2 separate regions of the Homo sapiens genome follow, and region 1 is linked to region 2. Evidence: read pairs that join two places in POLR2A ChIA-PET (ENCODE). Cell type or tissue: OCI-LY7. All regions are shown on one strand. Links, peaks and the distances in the headings refer to the core of each region. The heading gives the core; the rest is flanking DNA. Region 1 has its middle 13 kb from the start of LINC01191. Region 2 overlaps ACTR3-AS1 (ACTR3 antisense RNA 1).

Region 1 (5,387 bases), core at 57-5,056, 100 kb before region 2:
TATCAAATCCTTTTTGGCTACTCAAAAGCCTTTTTCTATTAATTCCCACTTTTGCAGGTTCTATGAGTAGGTGAGGTCACTGTATACCCAACTTTCAAGTAAGGAAAAGTGCCACTGTAGGTAGGTCAATGACATAGATCCACTTCTAGCCATAGAGAGGCAGAGATTTCTGTTCTCCACTAATCCTCTACCTAAAGGGTATGGTCCACCTTGAAGGTACATCCAGTAAACCGAAGCTTTTTCTACGCTACTATATTCAGATCTATTGATTCTTCAGTGGTACGCTGAGCTATTTTTAATTTATGGTTTATTTCACTATGCTGTGACTAAGGTAGTGGATGAACAAATGTAAACATGCAAAGCTTTGAAAAACAGATTGGGGTGAAGAATTGTCCATTTACTTCTGCACATTTTCAGGTGCAAATGACATTCTATATTTCCTTAGAGTAAAACCTGACAGCTTATGACCTCTTAGTTCCTATGCATCTATTTCACCTCTAATGACACTACTAACAAGGGTTATTTGCACTTATCACACACTATGACAAACACATCTGTCCACTGACATTTAGGTGACTGCAGACAAATGGAGTTATAAAAGGCTTCAACTGCACAGCGCCTCACTGCTTAAGAGTAATTTGTGCTTTATTAGGCAGAGGTGAAACTGTGATGAGGACGTCACTGATGATCTGTTAGGTTTCAAACTTCAGGAAAGTTTCAAGGAAATAGCTAAGATAGGAAACTTCTTTGATTCAACGTGGAAAGTATTTATTAAACATTTACTGTGTGTCCAATGCTGGCCAACGCAATTTTAAAAATCAGGTGGAACTGGCTGGGCACGGTGGCTCACGCTTGTAATCCCTGCACTTTGGGAGGCAGAGTTGGGCAGATCCCTTAAGGTCAGGAGTTCGAGACAAGCCTGGCCAATATGTTGAAACCCCGTCTCTAAAGTACAAAAATTAGCTGGGTGTGGTGGTGCATGCCTGTAATTCCAGCTACTCAGGAGACTGAGGCACAAGAATCACTTGAACCCAGGAGGCAGAGGTTGCAATGGGGTGAGATCAAGCCACTGCACTCAAGCCTGGGTGATAGAGCAAGACTCTGTCTCAAAAAAAAGAAAAAAAGAAAAAAAAAAGGAAAAAAAAAGGCAAAACCATTAAAAGTGGAAAAAACAGGATAAAGGGATATATGTTACATATTATGTAAATACACACACATATATAATGCTAAATTGAGAATTACTGAAATAAAAAAATCAATACAGTTTTCGTGGTCTCATGTCTGCAGTATCAAATACTGTTAACAAACCTATAGTCTGACAAAGATGACCCATTATCATGAAGGAAACTATACACAGAGGAACCACAGAAATTAAGATTTAAGGGTAGGGTAAAATTCAAATGAATCAGCATTTCCATAGGCTCAGAACAAAGCAGGGCTGTGTCTAAAGGGATCAGGTGTGCAAGTGGGCCTAGGATCCTGTATCCATGGAAACTATAGTTAAGATAGATGTGGAATGTGTGTCCAAGAAGTCCTTATCTGAAGTTCTGCATTTCCTTTGGGAATCAAGGCTGCTTCTCTCTGTCAAAGTGAATTATGTAAAAGTGGGATGTTTCATTCTTACTGATAGAACTTTCAACCGTAGATTTTCTGATAGTCTGTGATTTTAGAGAAGAAAGTTTCTCAGCGAGTAAGAAGGGAAATAGTCACTCGAAGGGAGTTATGACAGGTTATAGCTGTAGCAGGTCCTTGGGAGAAATATTGTCTCCTGGCTTTATCTGTGTGTGATGAAGGACAAGACAGATTTATACTTCCTCAGTCTGAGTTAATTTTTACTTACTCACTTCCGTTACAACACTAAACACACACTGTCCTGCATTTTGGTTAGTAATATTCAGGGCTGTCTCCATGCGAGACTGTAAATACAAAGTACACTGTATTCCCGCCAAGGTCTGGCACAGTGTCTCTTATATGGTACATACTTAGAAAAAAATTTTGGACTGAACCTGATTACCAAGAAGCAGCAGTATTTCAAGTTCATCAACCTAAAGAGGTTAGGTCAAGTGGCAGGTTAGGGAGCTCTCCTAAAATTAGAAGAGCTTCCCACTTGCAAAACTGAAGGCAAGCCAATCCTCCTCAGCTGGAAAAAAACCATTATTTTAATAGGATTTCAATAGGAATCTATTCAACAAAGTTGCTCCTACAAAGGGAACTTTTCAAAGGAAACAGCTATGCACACAGGATAGCCTTCTGTGTAAATCCCGTTTACAGAAATATACTTTCAAACCTGCACCTTTAAGATTTTGCTCTTTTTATGGAGGATGACAACGAGGCTTTTCTGTCTTATCTTACCCTAGGCATACATTAACTGCTTAAAAAGGCATAGCCTATTGAGTTTTTATTACTCAAATAATGTATGTTCAATCATCTCAGCTCAAATATGTCATTATTAAACAATCGCACCCATTATAGAGAACATAATGACACCATTTGGAGTGGAAAGCTTTTCTCAACCCTGCGGTACCCCTTGAGTAAAGGGCTTTTGTGTCATAGAACACTTTCCACTTCATCTCATCATGAAACGTTAATACACTGCAAGGAGTTGTTTGTAAATTAGTCTGGTGGGTGTAAATCAGAGAACAGATAGCACAAAAAGTTGTTGTTCAGAAGCGTGAAAGACATGAAACTAGAACTTCTCTCTGTTTTTAATAATTCTAGGGTAAACTTACTTGGATTTAGTGAACATGAGACAAAACTTCCCATCTGATAAAGCAGTTCAGCTCTGCACCAAAATATAATCAAGTTCATCAATGTTTAGATTAATTAAAACTAGATTAATACATGAAAACCATTCCTAAAGAGAAGTCCTTACCAAGTATTCAACCATGTCCTGTTGATCAGCCACATGTATTAGAACTGGCCCTTATCTCAGAGATGACACTAAGGTACACATTCAAAGGCAGCAGTGATGACAAGTGTCAGGAAGGCCTCTCCATGTAAGATTGCTTTGTTTTTACTCAATGTGTGGAGCCCCCTCTTGAGGTCAGCAGCGACATCACATATGCATTACTACAGCTGCTGCTTAGAGCCAGGTGTGTAAGACATCTTAGAGCAGGAGTCCTACTTGGCACAATGAGATGTGAAGGGAAAGCTCCCTCACTCTAAAATAACTCAAGGCTACCTAAAAGACTTTTGTGCTGCCAGAACACATATTAATTCCATTTTTCAAAATATTTACAAGCCTTCATATGTATCTAACCTCAAGCAGCTTTTATCTCATTCTGAAGTGCTATCCCCAAAACTCACAACCTGGGATGCGGATCTTCTTTATAAGTGTTAGCTTTAAGCTATAAATTTTGAGTCCATTTTGCAGGTTTTATAAGGATACTCTAAAAGAATTTGGCAGCACATGGAAGAAAGCTGTTTGCTTTCTTGATAAGTGTAGCTTCAGCTCGTTTGCTTACTACTTAAGCTAAAATGGCCCGCATCCACTTTCTTAAGGAACTTTACTTCCTTCTATAGTTGCTCATTTGTAAGTTTATAATAAGCCCAAGGAGGCCAGCTACTTTGGAAAGGGTAATGATCTAGCCAAGGATGTAAGGGACCCCGAGCACATAACGCCTGGACCTCAGAACACCATACATTTTGAGTTCGTTCTTAAGGTAATTTTATAACTTTGAGCATTTTTAAGTTATTGAAATTTTCTGTGGAAAATAGCCAACTTAAATTATTAGGATACAGAGGAAAGCATACTTTGAGTAAATATATTTTGGGATATAAAATCAAAATCACAATCTTCTTCCATGGTAAAGCTCACCTTAGGAAAATTATCTTGGGAGCGGGATGCCAATGGTCAGTTCTATGCTAAAATAATACAGAGCAACTGGTTAAACCAATCCATGCCATCACTTAGGATTCAGATTGAAACATGAAAAACGTACCACTTATGTAGTTCTAGATCACATGTTGCAAATATGGAAACAGTTTCTGAACTTTCTCTTCCAGGGAAGAAACCTTCATTTATAGTACATATATTTTCAATGGACAAATGTAGGGCCAGTTTATGAGTGCCTCAAATCTGCACGATGAATTAAAGCCAGTTATCATGTATGTGTAATGTAATATTAAGGGATGAACATGTCTTACGTTTCAGTAATTATGCAATTAACTTCGCATCTTTTCAACTGGAGAAACTGTACAAAGTCTAACCTTAAAAAAATGTAGAGAACACTAGCAAGTACTGTAAAAAGAGAATTTCAAGGGCAAAAAAAAATAAATCTTAGAATGTTACTCAATCCTTTACCTCTCCTGGATTTCATTAATGCAAGAATGTAAACAATCTTATTTCTGATTTTGAAATTTTAACGTTACTTTGCTGTAGCTTGAATATACTTTTAAAGTTCCAGAATGCAAAAATCACGTATTTCATTCACCACTACCCCCAGCATCTTGAAGAGTGCTTAGCATATAGAATGTTCCAAATCAATACTGCTGATAAATAAATCCCACTGCAAATTACTGTCATACCCTAAAGAACATCTTTGGTTTTACTCAAGTCATGGGTATATTACTGAAAATGGCATGCTTTAAATAAGAAAATGAAATGCATTATTTCCATAGTCCAGATTCAATTTGATTTTAATAGCAAGCCTTATTTAAATATATTCACTTACAGATAAGGGCAGAAAAGAGAGACATCTAGTGGGTGGACGGAAGGAGTAAGCTCAGAAGCCACATCTGCCACTCCTTCCATCTCTTGGCTAAATGTCTCAAAAAGTCGTTTGTCAACTTTGTGAAACAGGTCAAAGGCATGTTGCTACTTCAATTTCAAAAAGAATACTAGAATACTAATGACGGAATGAAAAATCTTCCACTTGGGGTTTAAGAAGTCATTTCTCCTTGAGGGGAAAATACGTAACACCATTTCATTCATTGTTCTAGTGCCCTGAGGAATACTGCCCACAGAGTTGCAACCTCCCACTTTATAGAGGTGAAGATAGATAAATAGACAAAGACAGTACTGCCCAGACCAAATAATGCTATTTCTTTTGAGATATACCAGTGGCAGGGGACTCCACAGACATTCAACTCAGATGTTATCTAAAGGTGAGATCACTAGCAGATCTCTGAGCTTGAGGTCATTAAAACATATATAGACATATAACGGCTGCTCCATTTTTTCAATGGACCATCTTAAAAGGAAGATAACTTTATTCAACAAATGTTTAAGCATCTGCCACATGCCAAGCATTGTATTTTATAACATCATTACAAACTTCCCTTTTATTTGTAGCCTAAAAATGTTTTACCAGTCTTCAAAAGCCAAGTGAGGTACTTTCTAATTCATAAAAGATCCACTTAGGTCACTGGCAAGTTGAACTTTCAGC
Region 2 (5,387 bases), core at 210-5,209:
TGGTAGAGATAGGGTCTCACCATGTTGCCCAGGCTGGTCTCAAACTCCTGAGCACAAGCTATCCACCCGCCTCAGCTTCCCAAAATGCTATAATTACAGGAGTGAGCCATCATGCCCAGCCTAATATACAATGTTTATGGATGCCAAAGTATGTGTCAAAAGTATAAAATCAAGTGGTAGAATGGTAAATGCTGAGTTAATAAGAGCGATTTTGATATAATGATGAATATTGAGGTAGAAGAGAAATACAATCAATAGTACATGGGGTCTCAGTGGACTGACAATGCTTTCTCTTTTTAAAGGGAAGCAAATATGTGATAATGTTAAGATTTGAAAAAGCTGAATGATGGATGGATGTGTGTTCCTATATTAGTTTCTTGCTTATGTGCGTGAACCACTTCACAGTTTTTTGAATGTCATTTGTTAAAACTTCATATTCCATTGTGCTGGTCCTTTGAACTTTTTCACTTAGTCTATTGAAATCTAGAAAACAACATGCAGACAGAATTTTGGAAGTAGAAGGGAAGAAGATCCACACAAAGTGGGGACTTGAGAGATACAAGTTACAGTTAGCAGAACAGGAAGCAAATATTCATATATTAAGAAAATTACAAAGAGGAATTCAAGTAAATAAGTTACCTAAAATTACAATAGAGGAACTAAAAATAATGAGACATCCATATTGGGAGGGAGGAGGGTGTAAGTGAACTAAGTTCTCATCTATCAGAATAGGAAGGAAGTCCACAGATAAAGCCTGTCTGTCTGATAAATAAAGAAGTGGTGATATAACTGTATTATTTAGAGATAGGGAAGTAACCACCCAGAAGAATTTTTGAAACTGTAGCCGTTAAGAAGTCAGACTTGTTCTAGGGCTTGAGTGGAAGGTAACGGGGTGGGTTGGGGGTGGGAAGGACTGGCAAAGCTTTCTTACCTCTTACAATAAGCTCTTCAGCATTGTTGACTTTTTTGTAAATATGTGCGTGTACTGCCTTGGTCAAAAAATTTTTTTGAGGATAACACAATAGTAAAACCATCAGACCCCAGAAAATGTTCCTTTCTTCAATAATCTGACCTAGTGCTGTTTCACTTTTTTTTTTTTCTTGGAGATGGAGTTTCGCTCTTGTTGCCCAGGCTGGAGTGCAATGGCACGATCTTGGCTCACTGCAACCTCCACCTCCTGGGTTCAAGGGATTCTCCTGCCACAGCCTCCCGAGTAGCTGGGATTACAGGCGCCCACCACCATGCCTGGCTAATTTTTTGTATTTTTAGTAGAGATGAGGTTTCACCATATTGGCCAGGCTGGTCTCGAACTCCTGACCTCAGGTGATCCACCTGCCTTGGCTCCCAAAGTGCTAGGATTACAGGCGTGAACCACCGCTCCTGGCCCTATTTACTTTTTCTTCTTTTTTTTTTTTTTTTTACTAAGAAAGTGAAAGCATCAAAGAATCCCTATTCACTTCTTGACCTGTGTTGTATACTTGCTTATAAATTGTGTACATTTTCATCTTTTAATTGGTATCCTGGAATGACCCTTTTTCTTTCTGTTTTTCTTCCTTTTATATTTTGCCCTCTGCAAACATTTTAGAGTTGATTTTCTGTACAAAAGGTTGAAGACTGTTCACTTATGGAAAGCTTGTTTCTGATAGACACTTAAATGAAACAAAGAAGGCTTCTATAATTCAAATGGGTTTAAAACATGCCTATGACAAACAGAGACAGAAAGTAGATTTTGGCTGAGGGAGTGGGGGTGAACAGTAACTGCTAATGGGTTGCCGTCATGTTTTCTGGGGTGGGGGATGAAAACGTTTTGGAATTAAAAGAGTGGTGATGCTTACACATCTTTGTGAATATACTAAAATCCACTAAAGTGTACACTCTAAAGGAGTGAATTTTATGGCATGTGAAATATCTTAGCAAAAAAATGCCTATGAAAAATATTGCAAGGGAATAAGCAAAAATGATAGTCACTGTGTTGTACTCAGGGGATGTTTTTTCTATTTTCTATTTCCCTAAAGTTTTGGTAATGCGATAAAAGTTTCATAATTTAAGAAATATTCTATTTATTTTATTTTTGAGACAGGGTCTCCCTCGGTTGCCCATGCTGGAGTACAGTGGTGCGATCACTGCAGCCTCAACCTCCTGGGTTCGAGTGACTCTCCCACTTCAACCTCCTGAGCAGCTGGGACCACAGGTGCATGGCACCACGCCTGGTTAATTTTTTATTTTTCATAGAGACAGGTTCTCACTGTGTTGCTCAGGCTGGTCTTGAACACCTGGGCTCAAGCAATTGTCCCACCTCAGCCTCCCAAAATGCTGGGATTACAGGCGTGAGCCGCTGTGACAGGCATAAGAAATATTTTAAAGTAACATCATTAGCCTGGATGTATGGTACCATCTTCAATCGTCCAAGTTTTCCTCTTAGTTCCATAACACTTTTTATTTTCTCCTGCACTCTAATGCACATAATTGTTCATACTGTAATCTGTTTTATTTATAGTTTTGGCTTTGGTGTTACTCTTTTTTAAAATATTGTTTTGAGACATGTTCTCTTTTTGTCACCCAGATAAGAGTGCAGTGGTGCAGTCATGGCTCACTGCAGCGTCTGCCTCCTGGACTCAAAGAATCCTCCTACCTCAGCCTCCCAAGTAGCTAGGACCACAGGTATGTACCACCACACCCAGTTATTATTATTATTTTTTTTCACAGAGACAGGATCTCACTATGTTGCCCAGGCTGGTCTCCAACTCCTAGGCTCAAGCGATCTACCTGCCTCAACCTCCCAAAGTGCTGGGATTACAGGCATGTGCCACTGGGCCTAGCCTGGCATTACTCTTACAAAGGATACACCACGGTAAGGTTATAAAAAACATTTCTATGAATTTGTGAATTTTGTTCCTAGTAGTTTTATACTTTGCTTCTTTTTTTGAGACAGAGTCTCGCTCTGTCACCCAGGCTGCAGTGCAGTGGTGCAATCTCAGCTCACTGCAACCTCCACCTCCCAAGTTCAAGTGATTCTCATTCCTCAGCCTCCTGAGTAGTAGCTGGGATTACAGGTGTGTGCCACCATGCCCGGCTAATTTTTGTATGTTTAGTAGAGATGGGGTTTTGCCTTGTTTGCCAGGCTGGTCTCGAACTCCTGGCCTCAAGAAATCCACCCACCTTGGCCTCCCAAGGTGCTGGGATTACATACATGAGCCACCGTGCCCGACTATACTTTGCTTTTTTATTAAAACATGTTCAAGTCCTTGATCTATCTGGAATTTAGCTTTGTATATGGCTTGAAAGGGAATTAATATTATTTATCTTAATCAATGGCCTGATGTCATAAACAATTCATTTTATATTATATACTGATGTTGTTTAAATAAGTGTGAGTGTGAGTGTGAGTGTGTGTGTATGTGTGTATACAAAGTCTATCTCTACATTTTCTAGTCTGTTCCTTTGACTTATTGCCTGTTCCTAAACCAGTGCCATGCTGTTCGGTTTTATGTCTAGTAGAACAAATTCCCTCTCCTTGCAGTATCTTTTATAACACAAAAATCTCACAAATAAATAAATAAAACTTGCATCCAAATATGCTAAATGACTTGCTCGTATATCATTTAGAGATACAATTCAGAGAATAATCTCAGTTTTCTGAGTTCAGTCATTTATTTGTTCTATTTAACAGATTTTTATTGAACATCTACTATATAACAGAGTCTGTTCCAGCTTCTAAGGATCCAGTAGTGAAGGAAATACAAAAATCTATGCCCTCATGGAGCAAACACATATTCAACATTATTATTCATTTTTAAATAGCTACATCTCTGCTAAATTTTCCAGTTTTTGAAAAATAAATTTTAGTTATTAATTCAGCATAATTAGAAGAGTTGAAATTTTACACTTCATATCTCACAGTTTATTTTTCTTACACATATATTTTTTATTTTATTTATTTATTTTGAGATGAGTCTCGCTCTGTTGCTCAGGCTGGAGTGCAGTGGTACAATCTCAGCTCACTGAAAACTCCACCTCCTGGGTTCAAACAATTCTCCTGCCTCAGCCTCCTGAGTAGCTGGGACTACAGGCGCACGCCACCACACACAGCTAATTTTTGTACGTTTCGTAGAGAAAGGGTTTCACCATGTTGGCCAGGCTAGTCTTGAACTCTTGACCTCAGGTGATCCACCTGTCTCAGCCTCCCAAAGTGCTGGGATTATAGGCATGAGCCACCGTCCCTGGCCACATTTTTTTTTTTAAACTCTACAGTTTCACTTCTCTTTTTTTTATGCAAAGTAGTCTCTTCTCTACATCCATGGTTGATTTCTAAAAACCCCTTTGCAGGAGAATTCCCTGTCAAGAGCGTAAGACTTTATGAAGCAAATTAGGAAAATTGAGGCCACTATTAAACTACAAAGAATACATATTTTCCTTAGCCATTTGTTCAAATAGGACAATACATCTGGCACATATTATGTATCTAAAATTAGTAATAAATTCCCATTCACCACTTCTTGCTTTGGGATAACTTTCTAGAACTTCTCTTTTATGAAGTTTCAGCAAGACACATGATTATTTTATAACACGTGATATTCATGATGAGTCTTTTTTCCCCTTTTAGTTCTGGTTGCTACATTTCTTATTTTATGACTTAAAGTTAAATTACTTACACTCTCTACACCCGAAATGATCCCAAGGGAACTGAGTAACTTGAGAGAAGTTAAATATAATTACATGTTTGGACTCTAGAGTTATACAGATCTGCTTCAGACTTAGCTCCCCTACAGAAGATGTGACTTGGACAAGCAAGGTAACCTCTCTAAGTTAGGTTTCTCCATCCATAAATTGGTAAGAATAATATGTACCTGCCTCATAGGATTGTTGAGAAAATTAAGTGAGGTACAATGTGTAAAATTAATATCTCAGTGCTTGGCACATAATCCATGTTAAATAAGTGTTAGCCAATGTTATTATTGAGATGTTTGTTAAGACCATTTCACTACAAAGAACAGCGGTTCATCTGGGTGATGGGAGCAGGGGTATCGTGACGGTATTTATGGAAATAAGGACTTTAAGGACCTTCTGGCATATCAAGAAAAGCTGTCGAGCTGGGCCTCTTGGACTCTGGAAGTCACTCAGGAACTAGAAGCATCCAGTGGAAGAGTCACCAATCTGAGTCATCTTCTTGCTGCCTTGGCAAGTTCAGGGATCCCATAAATGCAGTGACTCAGCATCCCTCCAACTGTACTGCTACCATTCCCATTTCTACTAATTTTTCAACTCTCCTATAAATACCGTTTGATTTTGGCTTACCTATAGCTTCTGCTTGTTCATAACTGCTCACTCCTCCTTTCTGATAACTCAAAACTTCAACTTATTCACAATTTGTCAGTTCCACATGAAAT

The links. ChIA-PET counts read pairs that join two places held together with the same protein. Peaks named below come from ENCODE experiments on the same cell type or tissue, not always from the same donor. Only the 100,000 strongest peaks of a DNase experiment are listed, where the experiment ranks them.
Region 1: POLR2A ChIA-PET joins it to region 2 with 5 read pairs; 4 of 35 experiments call an interaction of 5 or more read pairs at or near these places.

Annotation. Positions count from the first base shown.
Region 1 is chr2:113,963,491-113,968,877 of GRCh38, reverse strand. No RefSeq gene overlaps it. Among named protein-coding and RNA genes, the nearest start is that of LINC01191, 13 kb to the left of the region's middle. RefSeq lists an enhancer at 1,752-2,046. In OCI-LY7, for the core only: CTCF peaks have their summits at 2,833, 3,035 (motif pointing left), 4,518 and 4,717 (motif pointing left); a DNase peak (open chromatin) is centred at 3,037.
Region 2 is chr2:113,858,738-113,864,124 of GRCh38, reverse strand. ACTR3-AS1 (ACTR3 antisense RNA 1) reads left to right here. Exons shown (of 5, transcript NR_110174.1): 2 at 2,564-2,661. Among named protein-coding and RNA genes, the nearest start is that of ACTR3, 29 kb to the left of the region's middle. RefSeq lists a silencer at 2,077-2,126. In OCI-LY7, for the core only: no CTCF peak of the experiment used is centred there; DNase peaks (open chromatin) are centred at 784, 2,204, 4,284, 4,574 and 2 weaker places; H3K4me3 peaks cover 4,327 bases; H3K27ac peaks cover 5,000 bases.